Regions from separate parts of the Homo sapiens genome. Here region 2 is linked to region 1. The links are chromatin loops, found by intact Hi-C in ENCODE. Cell type or tissue: psoas muscle. All regions are shown on one strand. Each heading gives the region's core, and the rest is flanking DNA. Links, peaks and the distances in the headings are about the cores only.

Evidence for each region. A loop is a pair of places that touch in the nucleus more often than their neighbours do. Peaks named below come from ENCODE experiments on the same cell type or tissue, not always from the same donor. Only the 100,000 strongest peaks of a DNase experiment are listed, where the experiment ranks them.
Region 2: it touches region 1 in a loop (4-fold over the local background); 52 of 110 quality-filtered maps call a loop at or near these places.

The regions. Positions count from the first base shown.
Region 1 is chr7:155,184,832-155,195,262 of GRCh38, forward strand. No RefSeq gene overlaps it. Among named protein-coding and RNA genes, the nearest start is that of INSIG1, 110 kb to the right of the region's middle. RefSeq lists a silencer at 1,140-1,394. In psoas muscle, for the core only: a CTCF peak has its summit at 5,943; a DNase peak (open chromatin) is centred at 5,960; H3K4me3 peaks cover 338 bases; H3K27ac peaks cover 420 bases.
Region 2 is chr7:154,907,869-154,918,299 of GRCh38, forward strand. No RefSeq gene overlaps it. Among named protein-coding and RNA genes, the nearest start is that of PAXIP1-AS2, 15 kb to the right of the region's middle. RefSeq lists an enhancer at 6,130-6,219. In psoas muscle, for the core only: a CTCF peak has its summit at 6,023 (motif pointing right); a DNase peak (open chromatin) is centred at 6,033; H3K4me3 peaks cover 681 bases; H3K27me3 peaks cover 1,306 bases.

The DNA.
Region 1 (10,431 bases), core at 3,553-8,552:
TTTTTAGTAGTGACAGGGTTTCACCATATTGACCAGGCTGGTCTCGAACTCATGACCTCGTGATTCGCCTGCCTTGCCTTCCCAAAGTGCTGGGATTACAGGTGTGAGCCACTGTGCCTGGTCCTGAAGGATATTTTTGCTGAATATAAATTACTGGGTCAAAAGGATGTTTTTTGTTTTGTTTTGTTCTCATTTTTTCCCCTTTTGTTCCTTTAAAGACATGGTTCCATCATCCTCTAGCCACCATTGTTTCTAATGAGAAGTCAGCAATCGTCTGAATGATTATTCCAGCCCACAGCATATCAGGAAAGAGAATTCACTGGCTAAAGTTTAGCCTCAGTCCACTCAAGCCAGCTTCTTGGGTAGGTGTAATTCCTCCTCCCTTCCACACGTGAGCAGCTTCCTAGAACACCAAGCTCAGCGTGTGCTTCTCACATCGGAAACTTCATTCCTGTTGTCTCTGCCATCTCTAGTGCTATCCTTCCCTCTCTCTCCTGTAGACTCCCAGTCCCTTCTTCCTTCACACCTCTTCCCAAACACTACCTCCTCCACAAATTCTTTCCTGAAGGATAGTCTATTGGGAAGCCTCATTGATGTGTGGGGTTTTTTTGTTTGTTTTGTTTTGTTTTGAGACTTCCACCTGCTTGGGTCCAGGCATCCTCTTGGCAGAAGCAGCTACATTTAACTGAACAGAAAGATTCATTTGGCACCTACAAAAGGCACCAGGCCCTATTAAATCAGTCAGAGTGCATGGGATTGTCACAGTGGTTCCATTTCATTGTCACTTCTATGGAAAGATCTGCTTAAATAATATTCTATTGTTTGAAGTAAAGTCAAGCACTCCCTTCCCATCTGTCTCCTGAAAAGCTGCACCATCACACTAATGGGAAGAATAACTGTAACTTGACCCTTTCCAATGGGACTCTCACCCCACTGAATGCTGAAAAACCTTGGACATTCCAGTTCAGGGCCTGGCCCCTCAACCTTCCTTGCCAGTTATATCTGGTTGTAGCTCAGCCTCTGTAAAGGAGTTTAGGAAAACTGCACAAACTCAGAGGATATCAGCCCCACAAGAATGCCTTCACTTCAGACACCAGCCATAAGTTCAGGGATCCCATGACCACCCTCAACCTTGAACACTTGCTAGAATGACCTACAGAACTCAAGAGAACGCTGTTCTTAACTATGACAGTTTTATTGTAGTGAAAGGATAATAAATTAGAACTAGGCAAAGCCAGAGATGCACAGAGCAGAATCTGGAAGGGGTTGAACATGAAGCTTCTGGTCATCCTTTCTCCATGGAGCTCTAGATGTTGTCACCTCTTCCCAGTAAACATGGAATGCTGTCTGCCAGGGAAGCTGCCCTGAGCCTCTATGTCCAGAGTTTTTATTGGGGCTCCAGCATCTACTGTCCATATGGACAGACCTACTGCTGTCTCCATTTCCTCCAGGGGTCAGAACTGAATTGTCATGTCCCAGAGCCCTCATCATAAGTCACAGCTACACTGTCCAGTAGCCAAAGCCCCCAGGCAAACAAGACACTTCTCTCCAGGAAGACATTTCAGTGACCTGGGGGTCACCTCCCAGTGGCTGAGGGCAAAGGCCAGGCCTCTCTTTAGCCAAGGTTAATTCTTCATTACACAGTTTTTATTTCTCCATTAGAAGAATTATAAAATATTTTATTTTCTTTCTGCTTTTAAAATTTTTCTATAATGAATTTTTTACTTACATAATTCTTGTTAAGATGATTGTGAGGTGGGGCTCACAAGCAGGAGAAACTTCTTTTCAGTGTAGCCATTGATTTAACATTTCTGAAGATTATCACCTCTTTCTAAAGATCTAAATTTCCATCTGGGATCTTTTTTTTTTTCAGTTTGAAAGACTTCCTTTAATATTTTTACTAATGGCCAATTGTCTTGGTTTTCCTCATTTGAAAATGTCTTTTCTCAACCCCAGCTGGGCCACTAAGCCACAGAATGACAAGGTTCTCCCTAGGGGAAGGGCCTCAGAGGTGAAGAGCAGAGACTCGAGCCAGCCACACAGACCCCCACCACCGACCTCATTCACCAAGAGGAGTGCTCTGTGTACTGCTTCATGAATGGCAGCTAGTGTCCTTGACTGTCTGATTACTCCAAAACATTTACCCACTCTCAGCCTAGTCAAATTCTACTCATCTCTGAAGGCCAGTTCAAGTTCGTCCTGCATCAGGAAACCTTCTGTGACTGTCTCTTGCCACCCACTCTCCTGATGCATGTGCAATGAGATAGAATAGATGGTGGGTTTGTCCAAATAATTTGCAAATAAGTTGTCACCTGACCTCGCAGAAGTTTCCGACACCCTGATCCCATGCATGGTCTCACTAAGAATCTACATTCAGACCAAGGCCAAGCTGGGCCAGGTCCTTCCTCCTTGTCCCCTAAGCACCTGGCCGGGCTGCAGGCAGCAGGCTGTCAACCCACAGCAGCTGACGTGGAAACTGAGCTGTGTTTTCCTCCAGCATCGTCTTCTCTCATGAAGCGGCATCTGCAGTGGCATGGGAGGCAAGCCCGGCCCCTTCACGAAACTAGAGGCCACAGAAAGAGCTGCTGCCTCTCCACGCCAATGCCAGCAGCTCTCCTTGTCTGAGGAGGGATGATCTGGCTGGAGATCCCCACGACTTTGGATGGGAGGAACTGTCCTCAGCACCGAAGAGGCACCTGTTCAGTTCAGAGCACAAAGTGGGAGGTTGCAAAAGAGCATTAGCCGTACTCGCCCAGGAGGTCTGAGTGCTGCGCTAAGTGGCCCATGGGAACCTGAGTTCCGTGGGGTTGACCATGCCTGGGGAACTGAGGCTAGGAGGGGCCCCAGTGCCACTGAAAGAAGGGGGCATCCATTTCCTGGCATCTTGGGGAGCCTGAGGGTGACCACAGGGCCAACCCCACTTCCCTGCTGTGCCCTCTGCTTTGGGGGTGCTGTGTAATCTGGGGCTGAGGAAATGTATGGGCCCAAAGGAAGGGCACCAATGTGTCCAGACCACCCCCACACAGCTGCTCAGCCCATGCGTCAGGCCAGGTGCAGAGGACGTGGCTTGGCCTCCAGAAGGTCTGATGGGACCTTTCTCTCATGTGTGCTCCCACACTGGGTGTCCCTGTTGGGGAAACCCAGGCACTCACCCCACAGCCCCCACCATGAGAGAGAGAGAGAGGGCCCTTCTCTATGTGGCGTCTGATCTGCAGGCTCCCTCCTGAAGTCTCTCCAGAGGAGAGCTCTGATGTAGGGATGTCTGCGTTGGGTCTATGTCAATCCATAGTGGATTTTTTTTTTTTTTTTGAGACGGAGTCTCACTTTGTTGCCCAGGCTGGAGTGCAGTGGCCTGATCTCAGCTGACTGCAACCTCCGCCTCCCAGGTTCAAGCGATTCTCCTGCCTAAGCCTCCCGAGCAGCTGGGATTATAGGCGAGCACCACTACGCCCAGCTAATTTTTATATTTTTAGTAGAAATGGGGTTTCACCATGTTGGCCAGGCTGGTCTCGAACTCCTGACCTCGTGATCCACCCGCCTCAGCTTCCCAAAGTGCTGGGATTACAGGCATGAGCCACCATGCCCAGCCCATAGTGGATATTTAGGGCAATGCTGCTGCCAGCCTCAAACGACAGGATGTGGTCAGATGAAGTTTGTATTTGCCTTCTTAATGAACAGTCAGTTACTTAGACACTTTTCTAAGACAAAGAGAAATGTGACTTTGGGTTTATGACTCATGTCTCTGAAAAGGATAAAATGGTCATACATAAATGAAATCAATACCTGTACCCCACCTCCACACACCCTTTTTCCTCTCTAACCTCTCCCCAACCCTGAAGACATTAGATATTCAATTCTTGTTATTTCCAAGTTCCAATCCCAGCTGCCCTAGACAACTTTCTGATGCTGACTTGGATCTGCCTGTAGGGAGTATTGCTTTGTGGAAGGGACTTTGAGTTTTGTGGTCCCCATACAGTCAATTCCCATGTTAGCCTAAGACAGCCAATGGCATTTGGTCTTCTGTGCCCATCTTGCGTGCTTGGCTAATGTGAGTTGTGTCTCAGAGACACAGCGACCCACCAGCCTTGACATAAATACATTTTATGCAGGCTCCAGGCCTGGCCTGACTGGGGCTGCTCCCCGAGGCAGTGAAGGGCTCCCCAAGATCTCCTCACAGGCTTTTCGCTGTCCTGACAGCACTGCACTGCAGCCTGCAGCAGGAGTCGTGTTGCCACACAAGTTGTGAAGGTGCATTCAGTGTCATTCTAATTGCCCAGCTGCAATGTGGAGAGGCTGCATTAAGGTAAAGACCCCGAATTGCATTAGGCTGCTGGGAATGGGACTTGATCTCTAGGAAAGTGGTTCTCAACCTCGAACATGCGTCAGAGCCGTGGACACTGACGGCTGGGCTGCCCCAAGGTTCTGACTCAGTAATTCTGGGCTGGGGCTTGAAATTTTGCATTTCCAACAAGTCCTGCCCTAACTGTTCTAGGGATAATCCAGGGTTGATATTGGATAATCCAGGGTTGATATTGCATCATCAAGGAATTTGTTTCATTGCAAGGCCAGTAAGTATCACCAGTTTGTAAGCAGCTTACTATTTCTGTATCATCTCGTATTTCAGGCATGAGAGCGGAGGCGCCTCTGCCTGGTGAGCTGAACAAAAGTGGATCCACTTCTATCTGGACAAAGGCCCACTGCCAGCTTCACCTTCAGATTTTACACATCCTCTTCCTCAACTTTAGAGTGACAACAAATGTAGTTCACACATATGAACCAGTGAGTGAACGTGTGCAATGAAAATGCGCTTACATTTAAAAATCAAATTGCAGCAGGCCTTTCTGAGCTGGGCAGACCCTGTGCTGGGTCTACGACAGCACATCCCCCTCAGACGTGGCCCGCACGCCGCACATAGCCCAGCGAGGGGCGTTCTGCAGAAACGTCAGCGAGCTCATGGCTAACGTGCTCAGAATAGACACTGCCAGCTAACTTCCAGTCACCTGGCTATGACACACTCAAGCCTGTGAGAGTGAACCGGGTTTGTAAAAACCAGGACTAGTCAAAGCCCATTATTAAGTTTTACACTTTGCTCCCTGGCCTAAGGGAGTAGAAATCCAAGCTTGAAGGGAAAGGAGGGGTCTGATTTGGTGAACAGAGATATGAGGCTGAGGCTTCTGAGCACGTGGGTTTGGGGTAGGGGTAGGGGCGTGGGGGTACTGAAGATCAAGAAGAGGCTGAGGACACTCAAGGGAGAAACCCGGGCTCTAGAGCCAGCCCCCGTGGGACAGGCCCTGGCTCTGTGTGATCTTGGGCAAGTCTTAGCCTTTCTGTGCCTCAGTTGCTTACTGTAGAATGCGGTAACTACTGCTGTTATGGGCAGGGTTATGTCCCCCCAAATTTATAGTTGAAGCTCTAACCCCCCAGTGTCACTATACCTGGAGATGGGGACTCTAAGGAGGTGATTAAGGTTAAATGAGGTCAGAAGGGTGGGACCCTAACCCAATAAGACTGTGGCCCTAGAAGAAGATGAGAAGCTCTCTCTGTCTGTCTCTCTGTTTCTCTCTCTGTCTCTCTTTCTCTCTCTGTGATATAAAGGTGGCCATTGGAAAACCAGGAAGAGAGGCCTCAGGAGAAACTAACCCTGTTGATCTTGGATTTGGACTTGGACTTGATCTCAGACTTCCAGGGTCCAGAACTGTGAAGAAATAAATGATTGTTAAAGCCACCTCGTCTGTGACAATCACCCCCCCCCCCCCCCGCAGCGATTTGGTGAACTGGAACTGAACATACACAACACCCCTTCTTCTTCCAACTCTCCTTCTCTGTGCATTCTTTCACTCCCACCCGACTCCCACCCCCAAATCTTCATAGAAACATCTGGAGAATGTGCTCAAATCTCAAACCCCGGGGCGGGACCCTGCACTACCAAGCGCGGCCACTGAGCGGCACTCACACCCGGCGGCGCGCGCTGGTTCTCCCGCTCCGGCCGCGGGACTGGTGCGCACCTGGGACGCGGCCAGAGAGGCTGAACCCCTAACGTTTTATTCTGATGAATTTAGATTGAAAGATGGAAGCTATGTACGTTATTTTTCCTTTAAATGGACCTTCATGGTTCCACTAGGGCGACATGTTGCTGCAATGGCTAATCATTCAGCCTCCGAAGGAGACGTGCGGCGACTGAAACGCACGCCAGATTTTGAAGACCGTAGGAAAAAAAAAAAAGCGAGCCAGTCATTGAGACTTTTTAAATTGATTACATGTGGAAATGCTAATGTTCCAGCGGGACTGGATTAAACAGGACATTATTAACATGCATTCCACCTGTTTCTGGTTACTTTTTAAATTTGGCTAAATGGGCATTTTACATTACAGGTGTGTGGGGGTGGGGGCTGACCTGTGGCCTCGGCTTCTGGCCCTGGGCCTTCCCTTCCTCCCACTTGCCACGGGGGCCGGGTCCGGGAGCAGAGCTCTGCAGTTAGGGCTGCTGAGAGGCGCAGGTGCAGAGGACGGGTGGGTGCCCAGGCCCAGGGCACAGGGTCAGGGGTCGGAAACCTGCCAGTCTTTAAAACTACATTTCACAGAGGATCCATCCCGGCCGTCTATACATAGGGTGGGTCCTCCGTCAATCCATCCAGCACCCACTGAGTTCACCCCATCTATCCTATGTATAAGAAAATCGCGGACCGATCACGGGGGCTCATGTCTGTAATCCCAGCACTTTGGGAGGCTAAGGCAGGTGGATCACCTGAGGTCTGAAGTTCCAGACCAGCCTGGACAACATGGTGATACCCCGTCTGTACTAAAAACACCAAACTTAGCCCTGCGTGATGGTGCATGCCTGTAATCCCAGCTATTCAGGAGGCTGAGGCAGGAAAATCACTTGAACCCAGGAGACAGAGGTTGCAGTGAGCAGAGATCACGCCACCGCACTCCAGCCTGGGTGACAGAGCGAGACTCCATCTCAGAAAAAAAAAAAAGTGAAAAAGAAAAAAAAGAAAATCACCCAGTGCTTGGCAGTCACCATACAGCCAAGACCCACCCATCATTCAAGTCCACCCCAGGCTGGCTTCATTATTTTTGGGGAGGACTGGACCTTCATTTGACTTGCTATTTACCATTGATTAGGGCCTAGACTTTGTGAAGTTACATGTTAATTTGTAGATATTTTGTCAGTAGAGATGCAAATGATTTCAGTCTGGTGGAGAATGAAATCACTGAAACTACTGGCCCCCAAGGCCGTGGTTTTAGTTTGCGGTAGGATATTGATCACTTTGGCCTCTAACTTAGCAGACTTCCTTTACAGGGGCTGTGTTGGCTGATGAAACAAAACTCTGTCAGCCACTCTTTGAACCAGTTGTACAATTTTGCCCTTTCCCAGTCTGGGCTAAGCAAATCTCTGATGTGTTCATTCCAGATTTGTATGAGAGTCTTATATTTAACTGTTAAGTTTATAAGGTTTACTCAAGTAGTTAACTGAATCAGGAGAGAAATTTGAGATGAGGTTGAGGTTAACCCCTGGGGAAATGATGTCCACAGCATCACAGGGAATGGTTACCCTAAGCCGGGGCATGCACGTGGGGAGGGAGGAAAACTGGAAAGACTCTTTCATCCAGAAAGATGAAGGCTGAGAGGGGAGGCAGGTGGCATTTGTGATTCCATAGACAGCGTCAAAGAGAGGAACCTAAGCTTGTTGCCAAACCTGAGAAGTAGAAACCTCTTTCAGGTGAAAAGAGGCTGTGTGAGAGGAGAAAGGAAGGGAGTCTCTGCTTCAATGGTGTCAGAAGTGGAGGAATCTTTGACAGATGCTGGAGTCAGTCTGTGTCCCGTGTCTTTGAGGAACTAGCCCCGTGAGACACAGCCCCTGACCTCAGGGAGCAAGCAATCTAGCGGTGTCCACAAAAGCAACACCTGAAGATTAAATAATACAAAATACATTTCAGGAAATACGTAGAACATTTCAAGCCACTGGTGCAGACAGTGGGAGCTCAGAAATCAGAGGAGGAGGTGCCAGTGGGACTGGGGTCTGTTATGTTGTACAGCAAAACGCAATGAAGTTAAGGACCTCGAGAGGAGTTGCTGATCCTGGGCTATCCAATGGAGTCCTAGGTACAGTCACATGTGTCCCCATAAGATGGGCAGAGGGAAATCAGAAGCACCACAGAGGACAGACAAGGGTCTTGAAGACAGAGGCAGAGACTGGGGGATGCAGCCACAAACCAAGGAATCTCAGCAGCCACCAGGAGACAAAGATAGATTCTCTCCAGGGCCTCTGGAGGGAGTGGGACCTGCTGGCACCTTGATTCCAGACCTCGGGACTGCAGAGCAGCAAGAGGAGACATTTCTGTTATTCTCAGCCACCTGGTTTGTGGTGATTTGTTACAGCCACCCCAGGACGCGAATACCTTCCCTCACATGCCTAAGCTGAGACGGTTGGAACCACAGGGCAACTGGACACACACCCCGACTCTCTGCGCTGCACTTGGGCTGCCTCCCAGCATGGCAGTCCCAATGGTCAGACTTCACAAAGGTGCTAGCCTCCAAGAGGACAGTTCCCAGGATGGGGAAGCAAGAGCCCCAGGCATTTGAAGAGGAAGTTACCCAGCCTCATCCCTCCCACCCCTGAGCAAGCTTCAGGGCCAGCCCGGCACTAGCGGAGGGGAAGGAGCCCATTCTCCCCATGAGAAGACTACAAAGCACCCACCCAGATGGGGTATGTGGGGCTGCTCCTCTGAGCACTGACCCCCGGCTTCCAACCGCAGACCATCCTCAGAGCTCAGCGGGTCCCTTCTCCACATCCTCAACCCTACAGCCTAGAGTTTTCAGTGCCCAGGACCCTTTCAGAACAGGAATGTGTGGAACAAGCTCTAAATCTAGAGTGTAACTTAACACATACATAAAATTGCTTTCTTTCAGGTTTATTTTTAAGAAGCAAATGTTATTAATTTCCGGAGAAGGAAATGAAAGAAGATGCTGCAATGATAGTGTCTGCAGAACAGCTTCAAAATCACACAAAGAGACAGACTCATGAAGGTGATATTGCAAAACCAGCATGGCATGGGGGCAGACACTGTGCTGTGGAGGGGACAGTGTGGAAGCCACATTCCCTGTTTCCTTCTATCCTCCTCCCACTCTCTTGAGTTGAATCACCCTCTAGTGGGGCCTGGGCCTGCTTGTTCACCCAACGTCTGATGCACAGTTCATTGTTACTCCTTCTTTTAACTGCATCATCCTTTACTTATAAAGAATTTGGAGAGGCAAATAAGGTCGTATTAAAACCAGTTGGAGCATGATATATAATGCATGGTATAGCCAACAAGCAACAGTGAATCCTTTGAACACACTTTCTCCAGTGTGCATCTGGTAAGGAGGCTAAGTTCTTAGTGGGATAGCGCTATTATTAATCAGAAAGTTTGAAGGTGCTTTTTGAGAATTAACCCCAGAGCTACAGAGTTATGCATCATTATCAGTATACCAGCCTATACTTTGTTCAGTGCTTTACAATTTAATAAGTGCCTGATTTCTTTCTCAGCACTATGTGAGGAAGGTGTTACCATTGGTTAAGGATGCAACAGCCAAGGTTGAAGGAGACTAACTGCTTCGCCGTCTGCTTATTCTCAGCTGTAAACAGCTTGCAGGAGGACAATCTGCATTGTTCGCAGAGAAGCAAATATGACCCAGAGGTCAGAGTCGCAAGAGCCCAGCAATTTGTCTTTGCTCCTTAATCCACTCTGTGCCATCCAGGGAGAGATAGTAACACTGATTTCTGAATAGTGCTTTGTGTGTTACACAGTGGCTTCATATCCAGCGCCTCCCCCACCTCCTCCGCCCTCACTAGGGGTGGATTGCCCCTGAGCAGGGTCTGAGGGGCAATGGATCGGGGTGCTGCAGGGGCTGAAAGCTGCAACTTTGCAGGATGTTTGTGTAGTCATGACAGCCTCGCGGAAAGCCTTGGGAGCATGGGGCGTCCTAATCATCCTGACAACTCCGGGTGGAGGGTACACCGCCGTGCTCCATGCCATCGGGACAGAGCTGGGATATGCAGGCCATGGCGAACAAGCACACAGCACAAACCTGTGCCGCACTGTCCAGGTCAGTGCTTCTCATCCAGAGAGGCTTCATCCCCCTGGACAAGCTTGGCCATGTCTGGGGACAGTTTGGATTGTCCCAGCTGGGGAGGGGTGTGGAGGGTGCTGCTGGCATCAGTGAATGAACGGAGACCGGGGATGTTACTAAACATCCTACAAGGCACAGGGCAGCCCCTGCCACAGAGAATCACCAGGCCCAAAGTGTCAATGAGGCAGAGGTTGAGGAAGCCTGGCATAGGGGTTTTACCTGTTATGAACATGTTAATCCACCGGCTGATGTGAAACAGATGCCAGGATCAGTCCCCACTTTGCAATTGAAAACAGAAAAAGCAGGGGTCTCAGTCCT
Region 2 (10,431 bases), core at 3,331-8,330, 280 kb before region 1:
TTCTGCAGGGCGTCGCATCCTCCCAGCTCCTGCTGAGCCCTCCCTGCTCCCACCTCCTGGGCTGCACTCCTCAGCCTGCTCTCTCAGGCCTCCAGGACCTGGGGAAGACATCCACAGTTTACAGGGCACTTCCTCAGAAACCTAATTAACAGTGTCACATGGGTGCTTTAGTTTTGTTTTACACTGGGGTGTAAACAACAAGCTGGGTGCGGTGCCTCACACCTGTAATCCCAGCACTTTGGGAGACCGAGGCAGGCGGATTGCCTGAGGTCAGGAGTTTGAGATCAGTCTGGCTGTGTCTGGAATTGGTGGGTTCTTGGTCTTGCTGGCTTCAAGAAAAGCCGTGGAGCCTCGCGGTGAGTGTTACAGTTCTTAAAGATGGTGTGTCCAGAGTTTGTTCCTTCTGATGTTGTGTCCGGAGTTTTTTCCTTCTGGTGGGTTCGTGGTCTTGCTGACTTCAGGAGTGAAGCTGCAGACCTTCGCAGTGAGTGTTACAGCTCTTAAAGGCGGTGCATCCGGAGTTGTTAGTTCCTTCCGGTGGGTTCATGGTCTCGCTGGTTTCAGGAGTGAAGCTGCAGACCTTCGTGGTGTTACAGCTCATAAAGGCAGCGTGGACCCAAAGGGTGAGCAGCAGCAAGATTTATTGTAAAGAGTGATAGAAGAAAGCTTCCACAGCTGCACCAGTGCCTCCCCTGCAGCTCAGGTCCTACTCCCGGAACCAGCTTCATGGCTGCCCATCAGACCCCAAAGCAGGTTCCCCTGAGTGTAGCCGATCTTTTCTCATGATCATTGTTAAGTAGAGGCACCGTGTTGAACAGCAGTTCTCTCGATTCCCGGCACCAGCTTCATGACTGCCCATCAGACCCTGAAGCAGGTGCTCCTGAGTGCAGCCGATCTTTTCTCATGATTATTGTTAAGTAGAGGCACCGTGTTGAACAGCAGATCTCTGGAACCTACTCATCGTGCATAACGTGTATTCTACCCCCGCTTCCCCTCCTCCAGTCCTGGAGACCCCAACCCTCCTCTCTGCTTCTATGAGCGTGACTGTTTCAGATTCCTTGTAGATGGGAGACCATGCAGTGTCTGCCTTTCTCCTTACTTCACATAACATAATGTCCTCTGGGTTCATCCCTGCTGTCACTAATGATAGGGTTTCCTCTTTTTCATGGCTGAATAGTACTCCATGGTGTGGTGATGGCCTGGACTCTATTCATTCATTTGTTGATGGACATGGAGGTTGCTTCCACTACTTGGCTATTGTGAATAGTGCTGCAATGAACTTGGGGTGCAGACACCTCTTCAAAATACTGACTTCAATTTTTTGGGTCAATACCCAGAACTGGGATGGCTGGGTGGCAGGTAGTTCTATTTTTAGATGTTTGAGGAAACTCCACAGCATTCCCCATGGTGGCTGCCCTGGCCCACATTCCCACCGACAGTGCCCACAAGGCACACCTGATCCCACTCTTCCGCACGCTTTCCCCATCTGGACCCTCTTCACACCCCTGATCTCTGGCAGAGGAGGGGACTGGGTTGGGGGTCCGCCTTCCCCCACTCACTCTCTTTGTGACTTCAGCAACCACCTCGGCCTCCCACCCTGTTCTTCCCCTTAGCAACACGAAGGCTTGGGCGAGAGAGTGGCGAACGCCATTTCCCACTCTACCGGTTCGGGTTCCTATGCTTTTCCCCGGCCCTGAGAGACAGCACTGCCACCCTTTCCACTCCTGCAGGGAGATCTGCCACACGAAGTAGGACGGATGTGAAGCAAACAGGCGACAGGGTCACCTGCCCTCCCAGACAGCCTTCCACAGCAGGGAGGACGGAGGAGAGAGGGAGGGGCACACCCTGGAGGCTGGGGAAGGTCTCATTCCTGGTTGGCAAACTCTCCTCTTCATGCCCACCCTGCATGACTCCTCCCAGGCCGCTACCAGTTCACACCCCAGCATCTGTGCCCGGCCCAGCCCTGGGCACTGAGCACAGTATGGCAGCACCCAGCACACAGAAGCCGGGCCCCTGCACAGCTGGATTCCAGTGGGGACAGAACGACAATACATATGAGAAATCTATTGCCCGAGAGGGCGCCTCGCACAGAGGGAGAGCAGAGCATGAGGAGGGGCTGGGCTGGGGTGGAGGCATCGTTCTCATGGAGGTGGCATGGGAGCCCTGCTTAGAAACTGGAGTCTACACAAAGCCCTGGGGAGTGGGGGAATGCGTGGTGCAGATGCCTGCGAAGGGGGCTCCAGGCAGAGGAACCCCAAGTTCATGGCCCAAAGGGAGTGCCTCCCCAGCACAACCCCAGAATGCCAGAGAGCCCTGTGTGGCCAGAGTGGGGCGGAGGCACAGGGAGAGGCTCTATCTGTCCATCCATCCTGCTGGGCGGGTGCCCCTCAGAGGCCACAGGGCCACAACGTCTCCTGGCTCTGTGCACACCCACCACTGTTGCCTGTTGTCTCAAGGGGCCAGCACAGAACCACCCCTGTCCCTGTGGACTTGCCCAGATGGACGAGTGCTTGGCACCCACAACAGGCAGACAGCAGGACCCAGGTCTAGCAGTGTGGTCAGAGAATGTCTCTGCCCCTTCTCAACACAGGCCAGACTCCATCTCCAGCCTGTGCACCATCCCTGCAGCCCAGGAGGAGCTCATGCTGGCATCAGCATCCCCACACCCACATTCCTTTTGGCCCAGGCCCCACTGCAGAGCTCGGACTGCTAGACCCTGGATTAGCCACCCAGTCAGGAACTGTCCCTGTGAACTTTATAAAATTCATCAGGGCTGAGGGGAGGAAGAGAAAGGAAAATAGACCAAGCTGCAGCACACTCAGCATGAATCACTGGGTCAGCCTGCTCTGCAACCCCTTCCTCATTGCCGTTTGCTGCCTCTCACCCCAGAATCACATAAAGCCTGGCACAGATTACAGATGCCTTGAACTGCTCTATAGACAAGTTGAACATTATGAAATGTTAAGTTTTGTTTACATTTCTCTGAGATATCCTTTCAATTCCTGTGTACCAGTGCAACTACTGATGCCAGCTGGTCTGAAGGACTCCATAAAAAGCTGAGTCCCCACCAGAGAATGCAGTTTCCACCTCCTGATGACTTCACCCTCCTCACCCTGACCAATCAACCATCCCAGTTTTCCAGTACCTCACCCTCCTTAACAACCCCAGCCCAGAACTCCCCAGGGAGATGGATTTGAGGGTCTCCTCCCATCTCCTCACCTGGAGCCCTGCCGCCACTAAACTCTTTCTCTGCTGCAAACCCTGCTGTCTTGGTGCATTGGCTTGCGACTGCACGGGGGGCTATGACCTGGTGGCCTTGTAACAGTCAGTCCTGAACTTCAGCCCTATCCTGTAGTTTGGCCCAAGATCCCTGTGGTGTCCAGCCTCCAAGCTGGTGCCCTGAGATCCCCCTCCTGGTGCTCACCCTTGTGGAGGCCCCTTCCACAATGCACAAGGGCTGGTTGGTGTGACCAGCAGTGACCGCATGTCAATGCTGAGCTAAGAGGAGGTAATAAGAGACTGTGGCTTCTAAGGCTGGTGCTTGGTCTTTCCCCGCTCTCCTCTCTTTCTCTCCATCTCTCCTTTCCTTTTCTTTCTCCCAGTCTCTGTCTCTCCTCTCTCTGTGTGTCTATGTCTGCCTGAATGTCTCTCTCTGTCTCATCACTAACTCTGGGGAAACCCAGCTGCCACTCAAGCAGAGGCCCCTGAGCAGCCTGTCTTGCAGAGCCCTGAGATGGCTGCAGTCCCTGCTGAGAGCCTGACTGCAAACTCCCAAGAGAGCCTGGGCCAGAGCCACGCAATCAAGCCTCAGCCAGATTCCTGGCCCTCAGACACTGGGAGATAATCAGTGTGGTGTTAAGCTTCTAAGTATTGGGGTTGTATGTTACACAGCAGTAGGTAACTAATACAATCCCAGATGCTAGTCACCTGCCTCCCCTAACACACAGGAGACCGCCTGTCTGGACAGCCTCATTGGCCCCATGGATTCCCTTGGCCTGGCCCAGAAAGCTGCCCTCAGGAGCTGTAGAACTGAGATCCTTCTGCAGGGCCCTGTGGGCCTGAGCACATCCTTGAGGCTCCAGTTCTCCCTCAAACCCCAGCCCAGGGGTCACATAGGCAACCAAAGGTCTTTACTTTAAATTTTAGAAAATTGCTAACTGCAGCTCAATGACCAGCAGGACAGCGGCTTGATATCAGATAATGGAATCTGAGCAGCAGCTGATGTTAATCTGATTGTTCCCGACAGCCTGGGCAGGGCCAGAGAGACAGGCTTCAGGTCCCCGCACCTTTTGTCTGCAACACAGGGTCAAGTTTTGTTCTTGTCATCGGGCCATGTCTTCCAGTGTCATCAGCTCAGCACTTCATGTTCAGCATGTAATGACATTTGTTTTTCTTGCTAATTGCTCTTGGAGTGGTTTCCATTTCCCCAACTAGACTGAAATCTTGTTACCCCAGAAACAGTGTCTTTCTGTGAGTCTCACACAGAAAGGAGTGGACGGTGGGCTGCCTCTCTGTTCTACCCTGTATTGTCCCTAACCAGCTGTCCACCAGAGCACGATGACCACAGATAAATGACCTGCCATGTGACATCAAGTTGCTAGATTCACCAGCAACCAGTCACTCACCCGTTTCCTGAGTATAGATCTCTGGCTAACGACTCCACCTTGCACACTACAAGAATGTGGAGCAGGCTGGGCACGGTGCTCACACCTGTAATCCCAGCACTTTGGGAGGCTGAGGCAGATGGATCAACTGAGGTCAAGAGTTTGAGACCAGCCTGGCCAACATGATGACACCCCATCTCTACTAAAAATATAAAAAATTAGCTGGGCGTGGTTGCAGGTGCCTGTAATCCCAGTTACTCGGGAGGCAGAAGTGGGAGAATTGCTTGAACCTGGGAGGCGGAGGTTGCAGTGAGCCGAGATCGTGCCATTGCACTCTAGCCTGGGCGACAGAGCAAAACTCCATCTCAAAAAAAAAAAAAAAAAAAAAGAACGTGGAGCAATGACCATAAAGAGTGAAGCTGACACTGAGAAGTGCTGGCATCCCCCTCCGTAGGCCAGGTGCGGTTCATCAGCACCCTCGGGTCTGAGCTTTTGAGCTGAGGCCTTTCCAAGCCTCAAGGGAGCAGATGGTAGAAGAAAAAAAATGTTAAATCCCCAAGCTGGAGGAAAGTGGGTTTGCCAAGAAAAATCCTTCCAAAATTGTGTCTCCAATACGACCGTGTTGTCTTTGACAGCAGAGACGTTTTTGTACAGCTTCCCTCCTATTTAGGAACAGCTGACGTGAACTCGACATCGGAAATATAAAATCAGCAGGGAAGTGGGTCTGAATCACGGGAAAGTTAGTTTTTTCAAGTGCCAAGGACAATTGAAAGCACATGCTTTTCAATTTGTCGACTGGTACAAATTGGTTTTTGGCACAAACAGAAATGTGACCAATTTCTACAGCTGCGAAAACGACCTCTGTGCAGCAGGACGGAGACAGGGGCAGCTGGCGTCCTTGGGTGGGCTCTGAGCCCCGTTCATCCCTGAGACTCTCCTCCCCGCTCATGTGGCCCCTTCTCTCAGCCCTGCAGCGGCCTCTCCCCACCCGGCATTGCTCTCTGTCCGCCAACTCACGTTTCTTGAACAGTCTTTGGAAAACATTTCTGGGCAGTGGAAGGGGTGTATCTCTTCCCAATTATTCAAGAACCAGCTCTGTGACCCTGGACAGGTCGCTGGAACCTCTTGGGCTTCAGCCAATGGGAAATGAGATGGTTGGCCAGAGGGTCCCCAAGACCCCAAACCTGTGAAACCCAGACCAGGCGATGTGGCCACAGGTTCCCAAGCAGCGGAAACTCTTAGATCGGCCTCCGCGTCTGAGAACAGAGCGCAGCGGAACTGCCGCGTGGCCAGCACCTGGGCCTCCCCCGGAGCTGCTCAGGAGTGCAGAGTTCAGGCCTTGCCCCCTGCTGAACTTGAACTGGACTGGCCCTGGGAGGCCACTCCTCAGGCCTTCAACCTGTCATCTGAGAGCCGCCAGCAGATGGCAGCAAAGGCCCAGCTCTGGCAGGTCTCTGAGGCCTCCCGGCTGGGCCGGGCCCTGGTACCTGGAGGAAGATTGCACGCTCTGGGACTGCGAGTTGCAAAGGTACCATGAGGAGCCCCGGGAGGTGAAAACACTTCCCGGGCTAACGTGGCGCCGAGAGGGACTGCGGACCCACTCTTGGCTTCCTCTTTAGAGGAGAGATGGAGCGGGGTCCGAAGCGCACAGGCTTCGAAGGAACTAGTGAGCCAGCCGAGGGCAGCGGGAGCCGCAGAAATCAGCTCGGAGAGAGTCGCGTGCAGGCTGCAGGTGTAGGGAGAGCCGGGGTCAGGCTCCGGTGCGCCGCGGGGGATGGCGGACCCTCCGGGGGCCGTGCTCCCCGCATTCCCACCACGGCGCAGGCATCGGGTGCCCTGCTCATCGCCCCTCCAGCCGGGGCCGGGCCTGCCTCTGGAAGCCCCACGGGTTCTCTGGGGCCTTTGGTTCCAGCGGGACCCAGGAGAGCAGCAGCTTTTGTCCGTGTGGGCCACGGTGACCTTCCCAGACACAAAATCAATGCCTAGGAATTGCGGAGTGACCCATCAGCACACGTAGAAAGGGTGGCATTTGTGACTTTTGTGCAGCTCGCTCAGGTGACACGAAGTCAGCTCCGAGCCCTGCCCAGCCCCAGCCGTCTCCTCCCAGCAGCTTCCAGGGCTGCAGCCACTGCAAGAAGCCAAAGGGGAACCCGTCCCCCCGGGGGGCCTGGGGACCAGCAAGACGAGGCGGGTAAATGGGCTTCGCGGGCGGCCGCAGGCAAAGCCAGGGAGGATCTCACATCCTCGTCAGCTCGGCAGCAGCAACACAGCACCGCGGGCCAGTGGGCTCAGCAGCGGGCGTCTGCGTTTCCCAGTCCTGGCGGCCACAGCCCGAGATCTGGGTGTGGGCAGGGCTGCTTCTGCCTGGGGCCTCTCTCCTCAGCTGAGCTGCCGTCTTCTCCCCGTGCCCTCACCTGACTGTCCCCGCGTGCACGGCTGTATCCTCATCTTCTCTTCTTGGAAGGACACCAGTCCTGCTGGATCAGGGCCCACCCACATGACCTCATTATACCTTACTGGCCGCCGTAGAGACCCCAGCTCCACATAAAGCCACATTCTGAGGTCCTGGGAGTTCGACCGGCAGCTTATGAATCTGGAGGACACAATTGATTCAGCCCGCAACCATCGCGGAGGCTTTGCTTGGGGCACAGCTGGCAGAGTGTGAGTCACCCAGCGCCAGCACCACACGGTGGTGGTCGGGGGTAGCACCCGGGGCTCCAGGCGCAGGGAGCCCAGCTGCAGTGCGGGTGCTGCTGAGAGCTGGAGAACGCTGGGGAGACACGCGGCCCGGGCTTCCCGGGCCTGGCTGGCTGCACTGCCCCCCACACCCGGGGGTCTGACTTAGCAGGTCTTAGGGGTGTCCAAGAACCTACTTTTAACCAGTCCCTAGGTACCTTAAGACCAGGAGGAGGATTTGGAAGATCCCGCTTTGTGCTAATTTCATCTAATCCTTGCCATAGGCCTATTAGAGGTAAGAAAACAGAGCTACAGAGGTTGAAGAAAAATTCTCAAGATCACATTAAAAGTACATTTACCATTCAAACCTAGGGTCATGTGGCTTCAGAGCCCTTGTTCTGAAACCCGTGCCGGCATTCCATTTCTAGACCAGGGTGGTGAGCACCAAAGCCCCAGAGAACCCAAGGGGGTTCCAGAAGCAGGCCCAGCCCTGGGTGGAGAGGCGGTGCCAGGATGCCTGACACTGCACAACCTCAGCCCAGGACACCTGCAGCCCAGCACACCTGACACCCACACAACCTAGCCCAGGACACCTGATGTCCACAACCTAGCCCAGCACACCTGACACTCCTGCAACCTCAGCCCAGGACACCTGCAGCTCAGGACACCTGACTCCCACACAACCTCAGCCTAGCACACCTGACACCATATGCCCTCAGCCCAGGACACCTGCAGCCCAGCACACCCGACAGTACCCTACCTCAGAGTAGAGGTGATGTTCAGAGCACTAACAGCTTCGGGGCACAACCCGCTGGGGCTGCCCACATTGGGCTGGAACAGCCCCCTCCAAGCTCCCCCATGTCAGGTATTTGGCTCCCCTGGTGCCGGATGATGAGGTGATATTAGTGGGCGGGGACACCCAAGAGAGGGGCTCATGCAGCGCTACTACAAACTCGTGTGGGAGGATTTCCATATTTCAGTATTTTTACCACAAATCAGGGCTCCACAGTGCCGGCTGCTGACTCTGCCATTCTTAGATCAAACTTCTAGGCTCTTAGTGCAATAAAATACAAGTGACAGAAGTGTCCCCAGAGATCCCCCGCAGTGTGCGGCTGGGGTTACAAGTGGATCCCAAGTCTCCTCATCCCCAAAGTGCCATTTGACCAGGGGTACCCCTCACAGCAGCCTGCAGCTTCCCTTTTCCTCTCCTCCATCCTTAGCTTTCCCAGGCCACCCCTTCCCAGCACCAATCCACAAAACCACGTGTTGCCCAGGTCCCCGTGTCTTGGCTCAATAGGTGACTCCAAAACAAAAGCGTTGCATCTTTAAAAGTGCCATCATTTCCTGTCCGTGTGTGCTGGCAAGACTGGCTTGGAGGCTGGGATCAGGGCCTGGGAACAGATGGGCCGAGTGGGGGGCAGGCAGGGGCAGGCGGGGAATGCCCAGCAAGAACAGGGGACGCCTACGTAAGAGGAAAGCTGTCCTGGGCGCCCCAGGAGAGTCCCGGCTCGGGGCCCTGCATGTCGCCGGCAGAGAGAGAAGGCCGGTGGGTGGGAAGTGTCACCTGAGCCCCCTGCTCTGTCCACAGGCCCAAGTAAAAGGAGACCCAGCACCACCTGCCATAACTCACAGTGGCTAAGGGCGCGATGTTGGAGCCTGTGCCTGGGGTAGACCCTGGTCATGCTACTGAAACCTCTGTGCTCTGCCCTCCTCTGCTGTGGAAGGGAGGAAGTGACAGCACCTGTCTTCTGTTGGCATTCTGAGGATAAAGTGGGTGTGTATATGCACAGGACTTAGCTCAGGATCGGGCATGGGCAAGCACAGTGCAAGCACCTGTCCTAACTGTGCACTGTTTCCCATCATTACTATTTAATTATTATTACTCTCATTCCTCTCCTTGGCTAATGGGGTGTGACGGCTGGAACGGGAACCAGGTGCATGCATCGGACGAGAAGCGCACTTGGACTGGCCTCTGTGTCTGATGGTGAATTGGTGTTTCTGAGGTTCAACCTCTGGATAGTGCTTCTGTGCACTAACCAGTCTCCACAAGCCTAGTAACCAATCTTCAGATGACTAGTAACCAGTCTCCAGATGACTAGTAACTGATTGTAACCAATTGCCAGATGGCTAGTAACCAATCTTCAGATGATCAGTAACCAGATCATGACTAGTAGCCAATCTCCAGATGACTACTAACCAGTCTCCAGATGACTGATAACTAACCAGTCTCCAGATGGCTAGTAACCAGTCTCCGAATGACTTGTAACCAGTCTCCAGACGGCTAGTAGCCAGTCTCCAGATGACTATTAACTAATCTTCAGATGACTAGTAATTAATCAGTCTCCAAACTAGTAACCCACTGCCAGATGACGAGTAACCAGTCTCCAAATGACTAGTACCCTGGTCTCCAAATGGCTAGTAACCAATTTCCAGATGACTAGTAACCAGTCTCCAGATGGCTAATAACCAGTTTCCCGATGACTAGTAACCAATCTCCAGATGACTAGTAACTGGTCTCCAGATGGCTCCCCAAGAGACCACACCTTCAGTGTCATGCGTGGGACGCTCCCCCAACACTGAGCTGCCTGTCCTTGTGTCACCAGTAGCACCATGGTGGCGACACATGTCACTTCAGAGACTCAGTGATCAGAAGGCTTGAAGTACCCACCTTGGTGTCTGGGAATGCACAGTCCAGCCCACGCTGAAGAGAGAAGTGGGCAGAGCAACGCTGGTCAGCCCCCAGCCCTTTCCGTCAGTGCAGCCCCAGCCGACATGGGGAAGGGCTAGCTCACATCTTCCAGCCCAGGAGACAGGGATGGCCTGGAGAGGTCATGGGACCCTGTGGGGCCATCTCAGTCACCTCCAGCCAGGGAAGCCACGCTCCGCTGGGGCGGGAGAGTTGTGGAACAGGCTCAGGCAGCCCCTGCTGTGCCCCTCCCACAGGATCCTGAGCACAGTGAAATGGTCCTTGTTTTAGGGAATTGAGTTTTGGAGTGTGTGTTCCCTACCTAGCTATATATATCCCAAAAATATCCTGGTGTTCAGGCCACCGTGCCCAATGGAAGAGGGCAAGCCCTTCATATGTGTATGGCTGGAAAAGGACTCTCATCGATTTCCCTTTTGAATTTGGAGCCCTCAAAATCATCTTTGG